Regions from separate parts of the Homo sapiens genome. Here region 2 is linked to region 1. The links are chromatin loops, found by intact Hi-C in ENCODE. Cell type or tissue: K562. All regions are shown on one strand. Links, peaks and the distances in the headings refer to the core of each region. The heading gives the core; the rest is flanking DNA.

Evidence for each region. A loop is a pair of places that touch in the nucleus more often than their neighbours do. Peaks named below come from ENCODE experiments on the same cell type or tissue, not always from the same donor. Only the 100,000 strongest peaks of a DNase experiment are listed, where the experiment ranks them.
Region 2: a loop joins it to region 1, with 2.4 times the contacts of the local background. A loop is called at or near these places in 11 of 110 quality-filtered maps.

What each region holds. Positions count from the first base shown.
Region 1 is chr7:86,934,678-86,943,369 of GRCh38, forward strand. ELAPOR2 (endosome-lysosome associated apoptosis and autophagy regulator family member 2) reads right to left here. Exons shown (of 22, transcript NM_001142749.3): 5 at 7,341-7,427; 6 at 5,333-5,438; 7 at 4,131-4,283; 8 at 3,449-3,537. Among named protein-coding and RNA genes, the nearest start is that of ELAPOR2, 120 kb to the right of the region's middle. In K562, for the core only: a CTCF peak has its summit at 4,704; a DNase peak (open chromatin) is centred at 4,704.
Region 2 is chr7:87,001,140-87,009,831 of GRCh38, forward strand. The region is part of intron 1 of ELAPOR2 (endosome-lysosome associated apoptosis and autophagy regulator family member 2); the gene reads right to left. Among named protein-coding and RNA genes, the nearest start is that of ELAPOR2, 54 kb to the right of the region's middle. In K562, for the core only: no CTCF peak of the experiment used is centred there; a DNase peak (open chromatin) is centred at 3,512; H3K4me3 peaks cover 339 bases.

The DNA.
Region 1 (8,692 bases), core at 345-8,344:
CCCAAGGCTTTAATTGCCAGCTATTTGCTATAATTCTCAGATTCACATAGCTAGCCCAGATGCTCTACTGAGCTCCAGACTGATGTACATAATGGCCCTTCCAATATCTCCTCTTGCCCCATCTCACAACTTGGTCAAAACTGTACTCATGGTCTTTCCTTCCTCGCCTCCAGACCTTCTCTCTAACCAAATAGTACCTCTACCAACCCACCTTTAACACTTTCCTCCCCCTCCATCTTATCAACCATCACATTTTGTGAATTTTACTTCCTATTTCTCTAATCCATATTCTTCTGTCTATTCCCTTTACCATCATTCACTTCCTTCTTCTCTCACCGGGAGAAGGGCATTATGAGACTTCTAAGTGTTCATTCATATCCTCTCTAGTCCCCTTCTAATCTTGTATATAAAACACTGCCAAAGGGATCTATATGAAGTATAAATCCAATCACATTGCATCACTCTGATACCAAAAAACTTGCAGTGATTTCTAAATGCTCTTAGGACAAAGGCCAAAATTCCTAATATGGCCCTATGAAACCATGCCTTTTCTAGCAATAGCTTATGTCATTAACTGCACCTAATGCAATCCCTTGCCCACATCCCCACATTCTAGTCACACATCCTTTTAGTTCTTCAAATACACTATGCTCCTTCCCATGTCAGGTCTTCACCATCCCGCTCCCTCTATCAAAAATGCTCTCCTTCCTTGGCCTTGCCCAGTTTTAAAAACAGACTGAGGCCTTCCCAGACTGGGTAAGAACCTCATAAAATTCAAACTTCTCTGCTGTAGCACTAATCCCAATTGGAAATAATAATTCATTTTATTTGATTGACTGTTTATCTCTTCCTCTAGAGTCTAGACCAGTGGTTCTCTAAGTGCTGAGATCCTGGACCAGCAGAATCAGAATTACCCGGGACCTTCCTGGAAATGTAAATTTTCAGGCCTTCCTCCAGACCTACTAGATTAGAAAATCTGGGACAGGGCCTTCCAGGTGAGACTGATGAACACTAATGTTTGACAGCCACTGCTCTACATCTATGGAGAAATTTACGTTTTTCTTCTATCCTTAGCTCTGCCCTCCTTACCCAGTATTCTGTAAATAACCAGTGCTCAGTAAAGATTTACTAAAAGTATGAATGAGCAAGCCATTCCACATTTTTCATGATGTTTATAAGAATCTCTTAATTAGGATTAGAATAATTTCAATTACCAATTAAAATTTTCCTGAAAAACTTCCCCCACAGGCAGAAAGAAATCTAAGCAATCTATTTTAAACTAAGATTCAAAATAAATACAGAAAACTTGTAACACTCCTATGTCATGTCGATGGTAATGTTTGGAATCTATATGCCTCAATAGCTGATTTCCTTGTCAATCAACTCGATCCTCTCCAAGTAGGGCAAAATAAGATCAAAGAGAACATAACAGGACAGAGAGAACCAAAACATAGTCATTGAACAACCCGAGAAACATCATTAAACCACTGGCAAATCACCAGGCTATTCTCAGCAAGAATAAAATATCTATTTATGTATTTATATAAAGAGACAGGTCTTGTTACACTGCCCAGGCTGGAGTACAGTGGCTATTCACAGGTGCCATCATGGCACACTGCAGCCTCAAATTCCTGCCCTCAAGCAATCCTCATGCCTCAGCCTCCTAAGTAGCTGAGACTACAGGTGCATGCCACTTTACCCCACTAAAATGCCATTTTAAAAGATGAAACCAAACAAATGAAAATGTTACCACAAAAAATTTCAAATTCACATATGCAATCTAAAGTTCATTACATATATTATTTCACTAAGTCCCCATTGCTTTACTTCTGAAGCTAGAAACATTTATCTTGAAATGTCTTAAATCACTTTTCTTAAAAAAACACTGAGTTTATAAAGTACTAGCACATTGTTTTCTTCTATACCAAGAACATGTTCAAATTTCACTCAGACACAACAGAAAAACATAATTTGTGTGTATGTGTGTACACCGCATGCCTGTGCATACACCCATATACATATATGTGTCTATGCATATGTGCGTATTCTGCATATACATTTAATATACGGTCTTGCATCCATTAGGCCCAGGTCAAACAGATTTTGTCACACTACTTACTGCCATTATACTCATGGATGTAATTAACTAATAAAAATACAGCTTTTGCATATTTTCATTGTAGATAAGACGAGATCCTATTTTACATTAGATCCCATTCCTTTAACCCTCAGTAACGATGAACTGATTATTACATAAAATAAACTAAATTGACTTTTGCCTTACTTATTAATAAGGCAGGTTTAGCCAAGAAAAGTTTATCTAAACAAACATAATCCAAATTACTTTTCAATTCACCTTAATGGTACCTCTCTGCATATATTTTCTAAAAAATAGCCCTTATTTGGCATTATGATAGGACTATCAGGACCTTACTTTACAACTCCTTGTCAGTTAACAGCTGTTAGTTTGAGTTACTGTTCTTACTGAAAGTAATAGTTGTACTTCTTATCATTGCAATTTGCCACTAATTTAAACTAGAATGTACTTGCTCTTAACAATTCAAAGTAATATTCCTTAAAAAAACTTAAGGACCTAAGATAATATTAATATAACAATCTAGATTAGAATCTAGGGATGCAAAAACAAGAGAAGAAAGTAATAAATTCCCTGACATCTATATATGCTTTCCAAACTAAGTCAAGAAAATAAATGTCATTATTTCAAAGATGCAAACATAAAGAAGCAACGCTCCATAGCAGCCACTTTGATCTCAGTTTCCTCTCACTGACACAGGCTGCTGTAGGCTAATTCTTTAATTAAGAGGAGAGCAGGTCAACTGCAGAGCTCATGTGTGCATTTTTCCTCTGGCTATGTGCCATTTATATGGTACTTACTTGCATTTTCTCAATGCAATTACACAGTAATCTGCCATAACCGAATAGCCCATGGCTGCATGGTTTTTACTGACAAAACATACTGAGTAACCAAATAATTAAAGAGAAGTTATAAGAACTTTCCATCCTGTGAGTCACACTACACATTTTAAGGCTGTGCTCTCTCTCATGTTATTACTTCTGGAAAAAATGTAACTGTTAAAAGTAGCAGTAATTTATTGAGCACTATGTGACAGGCACTGGGCTAGGAACTTTACATTAAATATCTTGAATGTTCTTATAGCAGCTTTATAAAGTAGGTGCCAATATCATCCATATTATACAAATAAAAAAATTGAGGCCTAGAGACATCAAATAAGTTGCCCACAGGACTTAATGGTATATGTGAAATTCAAAGCCAGGAAGGCAGACTTCAAACCCTAAACTCTAAAATTTCCTCTTTACACTTACATACGTGTGTCATAAATATCTCTCACGAACAAATTAGAGTCTGCTCAAATTGGAAAGAAGGTTGCAAAAATATGGGATGGAGTTGATGCAACACTGCTGGTACCTTTCCTTCTTCATCACATGGAGTATGGATCTGGAAATAGTCTTTTGTGGTACAGGGAGGGCGCTCTGTACACTCACTGGATCCTTCCTCTGCAACATAAAAAAAGCGTTTCAGAAATGGGTCAATTATTTTGCAACTCTAAGAAAAGGCAAAAAAGCAAAACAGAAAAAGCAACTAAAAAGTACAAATAAACTTACCAGGGCAATTTAGGTAGAACTACCTAGGTCTAAAGAAAATAAATGCCTACATTTTTATTTTCCCTAGAGCAATAAGTGTTTCTATGATACACATGGAGTAGTATATCACAGTTTTTCCCAGAAGATATTAGATTTCTTCCATCATCACTATACATTGGAAATTTGGAACAAATTAAAAGTTTCTATATACGTCTCTACACCAACAAATCATGTAAAAGTATAAACATTTTTAGATTAGTATAAACATATCCATAGCAGCTACCTGTGGGGTGTGGAATAGAAAAACAAATCACAGACCTATACTGGGGAAAGTCATGCAGAAACGGATAAGATGTCATATTTTATCCATTCAACATCAATTCACTCCAGCACTTTGGTTTCAGGCACCACTGCTGTCATACTTTATGGGTGACTTCTGGTTTATAAATGTACACTTGACCAACATACATTTAGAAAGAAAAAAGCAGAGTATAAACTAGTTCTACCTGAAAATTGAGAGTCGTCTTTACACCTTATACATTCTTTGGCTCCTTTCTCAGAATAGGTGTTTCTGGGACACACCTGGCAGTTGAATGAACCTGGTTTGTTGCTGAATGTGCCTGGCTTGCAAGGAAAACATTCTGATGTGTACGCCACCCCTGTGCAGTAATGAAAAACAGAGCATGGGAGGGGGACCCAATACCAATAAGCAAATCAGCACCTACTTCTGCTTCTACCCAGAAGTGAGGGAGATATATGAACAGTAAGGTCAGCCCAAATCTTTTATCTTATTCATCCAGCACTAAGAAAGCATTTATTGTGTACAAGGAACTGCACAATCAAGTCAGCAAACAAATAAGAGATGAAGATTTCATAGAGGTATAATACTTGTATTAACTGAGCAGTCAAAAGACAACTCCACTAACTCAAAAATGAGATAAACCCTAAGGTTCCCTCCAATTCTATAGGGCTATAATTATCTGATCCTTATGGTAACCTGTTCCCTTTTTTTTCCACTGCTTATTAAGTCACAGGTAAGACCTAGGAATGGCTTGACTTCTCCTCTGGTTTGTAATTCCAGTCTTTGCCAGCAGATGTCCTAGTGACTAATGAGTTAACACATTGTTCACAGGAACAAGCCCACAATGAACATATTAAAACGTAAGCCAAAGTTTAATAAAGGAGAATCACTGCTTTAATGAAAAATACTCCTAATTGAGAATGAACCATGCCAGGGTTCACCGACTGCTCTCCTGGGCCAGAAATTACCCGGTTGGCTCAGAGAAGCATAAAAGGTTTAGGAAAGAGTCAGGTCAAGATGTTTATTGTTATTTTTATGGATATAGCAGTGACTAGGTCATCAGTTCCCTGGTAAGCCCAATGTCTGGCACAACAGACATTTCTTGGAGGAATAATGGGGTCTTATTAACACAGAGACATTTTGTTTTTGTTTACAGACATCTAAAATTGTCATCATGTTTACTTTTTTTGCAATGATTAAATAATTTAGTTCAAGGGTACAAGAAAAAAAGAAAACAACTGTCGATTTCTTGGGAGTAAAACCAGGGTCTCCAGACCTATATGATTCCCTAACATATTAATTTCTGTTCTATAAATCTTTGAGCCAGCCAAACCAAAACTTTAATAAATATTTTAACTAACTGTAAGATGTGACTGGTGACTACTAAAACAGAATGCCATGAAATACCTTCAATTGTGATATTTTTTACCAGCACAGGCTTGACCGCCTTAGAACCCATAAGGATGCCTGTAGTTCTCCAGTAGAGTATGTTTGTGCCTGATTTCAGCATTACCTATAAAGAGAAACATAAAGGCACTTAGGGCAGATAAGCCATGCCATTTCCAAAAGCTACTCCCTTACATACTTTTTCAATCCATATAATAAAACACCATTAATTTAAAACCCACAGATTTAAGTCCACTGTTAATTCTGACCTAACCTCCGCTGAAGTTTACACTTTCTTAAAAGAAAAAAAATGGAGTTTGCTAATCCACAAAATACATTAAACAGAAAAGAAGAAGAAATCTTCAAGTCTAAACAAACACAAAAAATGATTCTCAAACCATCTGCATGAAGTCTTAGTTTATATTTAAAAGGAATCCATTTTAGAGGGTGAAAGTCCCTCAGCCCACTTGTATATTTATAAGTTGCCACTATTTATAAGATCTTTGAGTTCTGAAAACAAAAGGCAACAGAATGAGTTTGTTTCTTTTTAAAAATATATTTAATAAAAATACTGCTACAGTAACAAGAAAAAATAGGAATGTTCTTAGGGATAATCTGATTTAACTCTCTTACTCTAGAACATTAATAATACTATATGTAGTATTGGTTTCCTTTGCTACTGGAATATTTTGCTAATTATAAAATCAAACTAATTTTCTCATAAATTTCATGTTCATACAGGTAAGTGAACTAATTTTAAGAGTTCCTTGCTTTCTTATTTACCCCCCTTATTCTTCTATACAGTCTCTGGCTGGACAAATTCAAGCTGTATAAAATTACAATCCACCCAACTATTTCAGTGAAGCAGTACATTAAGTAAAAGTAGTGCATTAAGCACTTTCCCTTGTATTAAGCCTTTTTAAGTAAAAAAAGTATATTTATTTTTAAGGGTTACTTGTACCTTCAAAGCCCAGCTGACTGGGTGTTAAGGTATACGGATCTTAAATGTTATTAATATTATTCTCAGGTATACAGATTTTTAAAAATATTCTGAAAGGGTATGTTGTATTAATCACCCAAGGATGAGGTACCTGCTACAACCACAAAGACAAGGATTGATGGTCACTTATTGAAATAGAGCTTGATCTATATTGTAGGCACTATATTAGGCCCTTCCCACATATCTTCTGATTTAATCATGCAAGATTTTTCCTATTTTGCAAATGAAAACATCAGACACAAAGAGATTAAGCAAATTGCCTAAAGAAACACAACTATAAACCGGAGTTAGATATTAAATCCATGTCTCTCTCACTCCAAAGAGATGGTGCCTCAAATAATAACAGATTCACTGAATTGTTACCTGGTAATTGCCTTCAAGCATTTAAGGAGCTGTCCTGTAAGGAAGCAGGCAGTTACTTTACTTCATGTAACCAGAGAAGGTAGAATTTTAACCAATGTGTGGCAAATAGGTAGGAGGCAGGTTGAGGCTCCAAAGAGATATTTTGTGATAAACAGAGCTGTCCAACAAATGGAGACAGCACAGTACCCAACAAAACAAGCTTGAATATCACTTGTTGGGCACAGCGCAGAGAAAGATAAAAGGAATTCACAGATCCTTCCAATGAAAAGAGCCACTAATTCGATCACATATGACAGGCACATTTGTAAACTTAGAAACTCAAATGTTTTGTATATTAGTTTTGAACAGCCTTCTTTCTCATGGATGCCCCTTTGAAAGGGAGGAAAATTAGACTACAATGGGAAGGGGAAGGAAAAGGAAACTAAGAAGAAAGAAAAAGGTAGGAAAAAGACCCTGAAAATTGAAAGCTGAGTCCATGAAGCTAGGGGTAATTTTTTCCGTAACCAGAAATCATCTAAATTAATAGTTAATTTTGATATTTTTTCTTAAAATATACTTTTCTTAAAACGTTATGAAAGGAAGGGGAAGTTGGGAAAGAAGAAAAGGTTGGGGAAAAAAAGAAGAAGGAAAAATTGGCAAAGAAGAAGGAAATACAAAGAGACTTACAGAATGAGAGCCCCATTCTCCATTGTCTGTAAGTTTTACCCACTTGTCAGTGGTGGTGTCCATCTCCTGGCACTGATCATTTTGAATCTGTGGATTAAACACAAGAGCCCTAGTAAAGTGTCTTGAATAACAGCTTTAATTAAATTCTGTACCCAGCACAGACTGCAAGAACCTCGTTCAATACCTTCTAAACAATGGCCATGAGTAATTCTCAATAAGTAAACATACCGAGACCTCTGGAGCCTAAGTGACAACTGCATAAGACTGAGAGGTTCTAAGTAAACTATCTTCATCATTGTAACAAAAAGCCTAGCTCATTAGAGAGAGGAATGTGGGAGAACACTGACAATGCACACTAACACTGTGACTAACACTGACAATGCACAGAAAGGAGACAAAGTATAAAACAACTACCCAACTTACCCAAACTTTTTCATAGCTTGCATTCACCATGCAGGCCCAATAGTATAAAAATAAACAAAGCTGTTCTTTATAATATTTGCAGCAGTAAAATTTTAAATTAAAAATAAATAAAGTCCACTTTGTTTTCCATTCCCTAGGACTTAATCCAAATGCAAAAGTAAGTGGCTATGGCCAAAGTCAAAGTTCCAAATTTTTATTTGGGGGTAAATGGTAATCATTTGCCATGCCAATTCAAATGATTACAGATATCTTTAACACCAAACACCTTTTGCTTTCCAGGCAATTCTTCCAAAATGTCAAGGGGTTGGGACACTACTTTTCCAGGTCTACAATGAATACAGAGACATCAAAAAGTTAGGCCACCTTTCCAATATTGCAAAACAGCAACAGAGTAGAGTTAAAATAAGATCTCATCATCTATATTCCCACCAAAAGAAATGGTTCTTCCTTTCATCTCTAAATCATTTTGTTTCTTCACTCCTCTTCCCAACCAATTTACAAATATTAAAATGTTCTCCTTAAGAGCTATTCCCTAAAGACTTACTAACTAAAATATAGACCCTATTGCCATCCAAATACCAGAGAATATCAGCTACTGAGGGTACTTACTTTAATTGAATTTAAGTGTCATATTCACTTTATAAGCATAAGGACCATTTTAATGCAAGTGTTAAGCTACTTAAAAGCAGATGTGGACCCTGAATATACCTTTAATGGTCAACGTGTAGATAAACTGAAAGCTTTTTTTATCACTGAAAGCAGACGTCATATGTTATCTTGACATTCTACTGGCATTCTGGAGACCTGTAAAACCTAAGTCTAATCACTTAGTCTCTCTAGGCTTCAGCTTCATCATCATTTAAAAAAAAAAATAGAAGGGCTGAATGAAAGTTTCATATAGTTCCAAAATTAAATACTTTGTTGCTGTC
Region 2 (8,692 bases), core at 306-8,305, 66 kb after region 1:
AGCTGATTGTGAGGAAGAAAGGAGGGAGACAAGCAAATAGTGAGACACGTGTGTTTAAATATCCCTTGGTTAAGCTAGTCCCAGAGAGAGTAGAGGTGATATTATAATGGTTGAAGGATAAGCCAAAAGTACTGTGAAAAGCTCCTGCCTAGCTTCCTGTTCAGGACTCTGGGATGAATCAGACCATTTCACCAGTCACCCCCACAATAATCCAAGAAAGCCGTGAGGTCAGTAGGAGAAAATGTCTAAACGTGCAAGCTCCAGCCTACCTGCACTTCTGTAAGGCATGGAAAATATTCAGAAATCTGAGAACAGACATGGAAACAGCTCAGTTTCTGGCTGGAGAACTTGCCAGAGGAAGTGGCATAGTGAGGGAGTCAGCCAAACCTCAAAGATCCACAACATCAAGCCAGGGTGAGGTGGAGCAAAGCCAACAAGTAGGATCTCTGAGCCCTAATAAAGCAAAGTCTTCCATTTTAGATGCTCAGAAGGGGCAATGTTGTGCTATTGGAGCCACAGAATACAAGGGCTGTTCTCATAGAATCTACAGCTTCTCTTCCCCTCCACTATGAGGTTCCCTAAGCCCTGCTCAATTCAAGTTCACCCAGATGCCTCTACAGAGAACAGCAGAGGATCATATCAAAAAGAAGAAATGTATAGCCAAGAAACCTGAGTTACCTAAATTTAAATTTGCAAAGCAGACTAAATTTATCTTTATGTTCTGAAGTTAGTCCACTGTCCCCTTTAATTCAGTGGACTAGGGGCCTTGTAGGGAGACTCAGTTATGAAAAATGAAGCTCTATTTTCCATGGACATCTGAGCTTAATGGTGTAAAATGTGATCCACCAGAGCTACAAGTCAATGCTGTTCTGCTATTGTGTCAGGTATGGCTGCAGAGTCTCATTCACAGTACTTTACATTTTTCATTAAGTATTACCAATGGTATGTCAAGGAACCCAGCCAGCTGGGCAGCAAACTTTAACTTGCCAATTAGAGATATCTCAGTCCAAACCAATAATGTTCCTAGCCACCTTCAGTTTAAATTATAGCCCAGTCCAGTTTAAAGTCACGGTACCCCTCTAGCATGGATTACACTTATGCACAGTTACTAGTTGTGGCCTGAGGAGGGGAGAAAGTGGCCTGATCTCTTTCCTCTATGCCCATGCACTGGCTCTGTTGAGGAGAGCAAGGAGAAAGCAATGGGGTAGAGGGAAGATAGGGCACAGTTGGCTTCTGCAGCAGCAGTCTCCTTCTGGTGGCCATTGCTACTTCTCCATCTGATGCCAGTGATATATAATTGTTACCATGAGAATGGTTGGCTCCCTCTATATGAGTGCTTAAATACTAAAGCCTTCTACCACTCAACTTTTCTTAGAGTAGGCAAAGGATGCTACCAGGCATCATTTCCTCCATGAAGGCACACAAGATTCTGAGAGGGGAATTTCTGTGACTCTTCTAGACCCCAGCAGGGGTAGGCAGAACACTCCCTCATCAGGCATGTGTCTCCTCACTTCATTGGGGGTAGAGTTCCCAGGGAAGCCCACCAATGCCTCCCACTCAACTACCTACTGTATCCTTAACACTGAGTACTTCAGGAAATTACAGCCCCTCACTCCCAGTCTTTCAGGATTTTGTGAAGCTTTGGCACATGTTGGGCTAGATACCCCATCCCCCAGCACTTCACTGTAGCAGAGCATGGGACACTTCTGTGAGTTGCCAGCCAACAGTAACTGCAGGTGAGAAATGAACCACACTCCTTCAAAACCTCCCATGCTACATCCTGGACTAGACATTCCCTGGCTTTAGGGCTTGATTTTGGAGAGGCAAACAGGATGAATGGCGCTCCTAAGAGGAGGAAGAAGGTAATGACTACATCATAAATTTGCTCTCCCAGAAATTCTTCAGTCCTTAGATGGGTAGACAGGTAGAGTCACACAGGTTCTACAGGTCTGCCATCTCTTAGCAAGCCCTTCTTTATGGGATTGATAACACAAAGAGCATTTCTCTGATAAGGAAGAAATAAGATGTTAAAATAACCCTGCCCTACATTTTTACCAAGGCAAAGACAGGCTAATATTGCAGGGGTCAGCTAAACCCACACTTTTCCCAAGGCCATAATGTATATGGTACCAGCCAAGAACCCCTTTCCTTGGATCTGAGAGCTTCTGACATTATGGCTTGGGATCTGGTTTGGCTCTGTATCCCCAACAGAATCTCATGTTGAATTGTAATCCCCAGTGTTGGGGGAGGGTACTGGTAGGAGGTGATTTGATCATGGGGGCAAATTTCCCCCTTGCTATTCTCATGATAGTGAGTTCTCACAAGATCTGGTTATTTAAAAGTATGTAGCACTTCCCCCTTCGCTTTCTCTCCTGCTGGCCATGTGAAGATGTGGTTCCTTCCCCTTTGCATTCTGCCATGCTTGTAAGTTTCCTGAGACCTCCTCAGCCATGCCTCCTGGACAGCCTGTGGAACTGTGAGTCAATTAAGCCTCTTTTCTTTATAAACTACCCAGTCTCAGGTAGGTCTTTATAACAATGTGAGAACGAGCTAATACAACTTGCAAATATGGCTTCCAGAATCTCAACATTCATCAAGGAATGTAAACTTATAGCACAAGAGTGCCTGAAAGCTTATTGTGGTTCAAATGCCTTATTTTAAAATAAAGAAGCTCAGCCTCTGAGAATAAAGCATTTTCCCAACAATGCAAAGAAGCCACATGAAGTAACTTAGAAAGCAATCTCTGTCACTTTGGCAGAGTCAGACAGGAATAATGGTGTTGAGAAAATAAGCACTTCGCTTAGCTGCTGTGAGACTTGAACATGGCTCAAAGGAAGCCTGCACACTCCCAGGCTTCCCTTTTTGCTGCAGAGGTTCTTATCTACAAAGCCATCTAAAAAGTCAAGTGTGAGGTACTGGCTGTGCCATGAGCTCACTAATTAAAACATATTAACAGCATCGAGTCCTATTATCCTTTCAAAAGGGAGAGGGCCAAGGCAGGCCTGCAGGAGCCGAGAAGATAATTAAGTAAAATTGTTTCTCACAGATAAATAATGGATATGACAACAGATGCCTCTCTTTCCTGGATGGGTGGGGGACAACAAAGGGAGAATGTGCTTGTTTCCAAAATGAAGGCAAAATAGCCGCAGGCTAAAGATCAGCCCCCATTCAAACACCAGAGCAGAGAACAGGGTTGGCCTCTGTGCCCCAGTATGAAACAAAATCAATGTTTCTATACACGTTACTCATTTCATTACGTACTTTCACTTTGCCTTACAAAAGAAGCTAATACAAATTCAATACATGTCCACACACCAAACATAATGCTGCTGCCTTGTCAGCCATGTGGAGCTCCCACCACAAACTCTAAGTGTCTTTGACAGGCTGTTGTACACAAGATGCTGCAGAAAGCAACTCTTCATAGGAGTTTTCAGCCTGCCTGCCCTGTCATCTGCCATTATTCTTGCTCAGCTGTGGTGGATTAGAGATAACAGCCAACCAACACTTTTTTTCCTAACACTTACATACTATCAAGGTCACATGCTGGTGGCTACTGGAGGCACGTCATCAGCTGCACAGCTAATTACAGACAGTGCATTCTCATCATGAAGGCCATCGGACATATTAACGGAGAAGGAGGCCCTAAACTGCTATGCATAAAAGAGAAAGAACAGAGAAAAATGATCTACAACTTTAAGTATCTTTCTCTAAAGAATATCAGACCCCAAAGAAAATTGCTAACCCTGGGAAAATAAATCCTACATAGTAAGCAGTAGGAAGGAGAGCTATGACCCCTCTTTGCAACTGCCCAGAGCTACCAATAATGAGATCTCCAAGGCAGCTTCCTAATCCTTTCAAGGAGTAGGAGAAGGGTTCCTCTGTGCATATTGTATGGGCTGAGTGCAAGGTGCCCATTATGGCAAACTTTGGTCCTGTCTATGTGCTAAAAGGTCAGCTAGCAATGATTTATGAAATGTGACCACAAAAAATGAATTGTCATTAATCCTTATGGGCCCACAGTGAGACAGTTTATAATGGAAGCTCAATACGTATACACCAAACAAATGAACAAAAGGAAAAAAAGAAAGGCATGTCAATTGCTTTTACTGTATTTACTATAAGCATCATGGCACATAATGCTTTGATAAAAATGAAGCACTATTTTATGACATTAAAGTCTGTGTTTCCTCAATAGGGCTAAAAAAGAATTACCCAGGAAGCCTTCTATATTGGCAAAAGGACAATGTTGAGAGAAGAAAATGGCATATGTGCTAGATCCACACATGACATATTTCACCTAACAGCAAAAAACACAATGATTTGTCCTGGCATTTGAAGGAAAGAGTATTCAGAACACAACAGGATTTCCCTAGGTAAAAGCTGAATGTAGGTTTTTATGAATACTGCTTGAAATATAGAGTAACAGTTCAATGAAAATCAAAGCCATATTTGTAATTAAAATTATTCAGAGAACTCTCACTGATGTGGACAACTGATTTTCCAAAATGGTGCCAAAATAATTCAGTAAGGAAAGAAAAGATCTTCTCAACAAATGGTGTTGGAACAACAGAATATCCAAATGGAGAAATAAACTTCAATTCCTACTCTCATACCTAGGTACAAAGTTTAATTCAAGGTGGGTCATAGGCTTCAGTGTTAAAGTTAAAACTATAAACATTTTGAGGAAAACAAGAAACTATCTTCATGATCAAGAGTAGGAAAGATTTCTTTGACCAAATACAGAATGCAATAATTATAAAAGAAGAAAGAAAGGTAAATAAGACTTTACTGAAATTTAAAATTCCTGCTCACCAAAACATGACATTAAGAAAACAGAACTGGCAAGTCATAGACTGGAAGAAAATATTCTGAAAACATACTTCTGGCAAAGAATTTGCACTCAGAATATATTAAAAGCTTCTACAATTCAATTAAAAATTGGCTTTTTGTGATCACATTTCATAAACCACTGCTAGCTAACCTTTTAGCACATACACGGGGCTAAAATTTACCAGAATGAGTTTTAGAATTTAGAATCAGCACAGGACTTCAACAGAAACTTCCCAAAGAAAGATATACAAATGACCAATACACACATTAAAAAGTCATTTAATAATTTAATTAATCAATTACAGAAGTAATTTAATCATTGGTTGCCAGGGAAATGCAAATTAAAATCGCGATGAGGCACCACTACACATCCACTAGAATTGTCACAATAAAAAGGCCTGTTGGGGGGTGGGGGGCTAGGGGAGGGATAGCATTAGGAGAAATACCTAATGTAGATGACAGGTTGATGGGTGCAGCAAACCACTATGGCACATGTATACCTATGTAACAAACATGCACATTCTGCACATGGACCCCATAACTTAAAGTATAATTTAAAAAAGAAAGAAAGAAAGAAAAAGACTGAAAACTCAGGATGTGGACAAGGATGTGAAGCAACTAGAACACTCATCTTGCAGATAGGAATGAAAACAACTTGGAACAAGTGTTTGGTAGTTTCCTATACAGCTCAATAAACACCTATCCAATGGTCCAGCCATTCTACTCAAGATTTTACCCAAAAGATATAAAACCATAATGTCCACAAAGCAGACTTGTACAAAAATATTCACAGCCACTTATTATATTCAAAATAGCTGAAAACTAGAAACAACCCAAATGTCCATCAACAGAAAAATAGGTAAATTGTGGTACAGTTATACAAGGGAACACTGCTCAGCAATAAAAAGAAACAAACTGCTGATATGCATAACAATGTGGATGAATCTCAAAAAACATGATGTTGAGTGAAAGAAGCCAGACACACACACAAAAGTATGTACTGTATAATTCCATTTATATAAAGTTCTAAAACCAGCAAAACTAAACTGTGGTGAAAAGAGTCAGAAAAGTGTTTGCTTCTGGGCAGCAGAGTTGGAGAGAGAATTAACTGGAAAGAAAATGGAGTGTTTTGAGTGATAGAAGTACCCTGTCTTGACACAGATATGTGCATGTGTCAAAGCTGAAACTGTACACTTAACATTTGTGCATCTGATTGTATGTACACTGTACCTCAAAAAAGTAAACAAATACAGAACCCTAGTTAGTAGGTTTGCTTTCTGCAGTGGTATGGGCCAACAATTCTGAAACCAATTTCCATGTATTCTAGACTTGAGCAAATGAGTATATACACTGAGTATAACTGAAACCAGGTTTCTCATTGTTGGAGAAAGTAGTTACAAGTATAAAAAAGATAAAGACATGAATGTACACTGTGCTGTTCAAGTGGAATTAATGTTACCAGCACAAACTTGTAGTTTTTAATATGAACAGATATGGAATGAAATAAGATAAAGAGGTAGATATGCACACGTTTATATGCAGACATAAACACACATTTTCTAGATTTATCTACTTGGAAGATCTAGGGGAAAAAAGAACACTCAGTAGAACAAACATGCTTGGTTCCCAGATGTCAGTTTCTAAATATCATCTTTGGTTCAAGGAATCAGGGCTTCTTGGAGAAGAGAATAATTTGAGGGATGGGCAGGAAAAGTATATGATAAGCCTAGAACGGCTTGTGCCAAAAAGTAAAGAAGTGCTCAAAGAATGAATGAAACAGGTAAAGTAACATGGCATCTAGCTCGATGGGGCTTCCAATAGCTGAATCTAGGCCAATTTGTGCATCAAAATAAGTAATCAAAACTATTAACTAAAATAAGAATCCATCAGTGCATATTGACATAAATAAATGAGGAAGAAGGGAAAGGCTTTCTTTTCAATAGAAGGTCAATTAATATGCAGAGAAAGAATGACAAAGTTAGAAACCCATTAAAGGGTTGCCAAAACTAGTGATCGAAAGTTTAATGAGGACCGGGATATTTATACAGTCTTACTATATCACCCCACAAATTGCTAATTATTACAAAGCGAAATCAGTAATTTTATAGTGAAAGTCCTGTCATACTCAACCAAATGATAAAAAATTACCTTCACCAATAATGGAACACAATGATATCACATGCCTCCTGGTATCATGCACTGGAAAGAATACTACTGTGTTATTTGTGTCAAAAACATATAATGTCAATCTAATCGTGAAGAAACATTCCACAAACCCAACTGGACAGACATTCTACAAAATAACAGATCTATACTTTTCAGAAGTATCAACATCAAGAAAGACGTAACTGAAGAACTATTCCAGACTAAAGGCTAAAGAGACATGATAAAGAAATGCAATGTGAGATCTTAGGCTGCATCCTGGATTGGGGAGAAAATAGTTATAAAGGTCATCATTGAAACACTTTATAAAATTTGAATAGGGACTACAGACAGAAATATGCATCAAAGTAAAATGTTCTGATTTTAATCATTGTGCTATTGTTCTGTCAAAGAATGACCTTGTTCTTATGGAAAGATGTACTAAAGTATTTTTATTTACTTATTTAGAGACAAGGTTTCACCATATTGGCCAGGCTGGTCTCAAACTCCTGGCTTCAAGAGATCCACCTGCCTTGACCTCCCAAAGTGTTGGGATTACAGGCATGAGCCACTTCACCCAGCCTAGGAAATATGTACTGAATTATTTAGTGATGAAGGGCCATAATGTCTCCAAGTTTCTCTCAAATAGTTCAAACAATGAGACAGAGAGAGAGAATGAGAATAAGAAACTGGAGCAAAATGTAAACAGTGAACCTGGGTAAAGGATGTGCAGGAGTTCCTTGTACTAGCCTTGCAATTTTTCTTTGAGCTTAAAATTTTTTAATGAAAATTTCCTACAAAAAAGGAATCGGGGAAACATAAGTGAGCCACAAAAAAAGCTATTTCATAAGTGGAAAACAATACATAAGAAACAGTTGTACACTGGATTTATGACAATTTGAAGGAGAGAACATACCTGAATTCACTGACTGATGAATTTAAAAAAATTAGATCCCTAATTTTGTTAAGCAATGCTGAGCAAAAAACAAAACAACGACAACAAAAACCACCTATGAGACATGGTATGTATCTTCCTTATAGAATAGATAAGACATAAATGCAACTAACCATCAAGCAAGGTGAATTTTGATAATTACTACAAAAACCGTACAAAGTTTAAAGGGCAAAGAGCACATTTAGCTCAACCTGGGAGATCCCACAGTGGCTTGGAAGAGGAAGTAGAGATTCAATCTATGGAAAAGATTTCAATATACATAATAGAAACAGGGAATGAACCACAAAGGTGTTTTACACAGACAGAACATTAGGAAGAAGGACACTAAGAAACAAATTACAGGATTTATCACAACAACTGAAAAGAGACAGTTTGCCTTGGGAATAGAGAGTAAGAGAAAATACTTGAAAAACAGTTTGAGGCCAGATCATTGAAGAGTTTTGAATGCCAGAGGTACATAAATTTAATATAGTCAGTGGAGTACCCCAGTGTTTTGGGATTAGGAAAGGTAGTGAAATAATGGCTATTTCAAAAATAAAATCAAGTAAGAGGCTAACCCAACAGTACAGAAAAGCAGGAATAAAGATCTGCACCAAAAGGAAGCAGAAGAAGACTGGTGTTTCCAAATCCTTTCTCTGGCTTTCTCACCTCTAGCAATAAAAAGGCCCAAGGTAACCACTGGTTGTCAAGCAGGCTAATAAGTATTTAGAATGCTCACAAAGCATTTTACAAGTTCATCTTTAAAGAAAGCTATTAACACCCTCC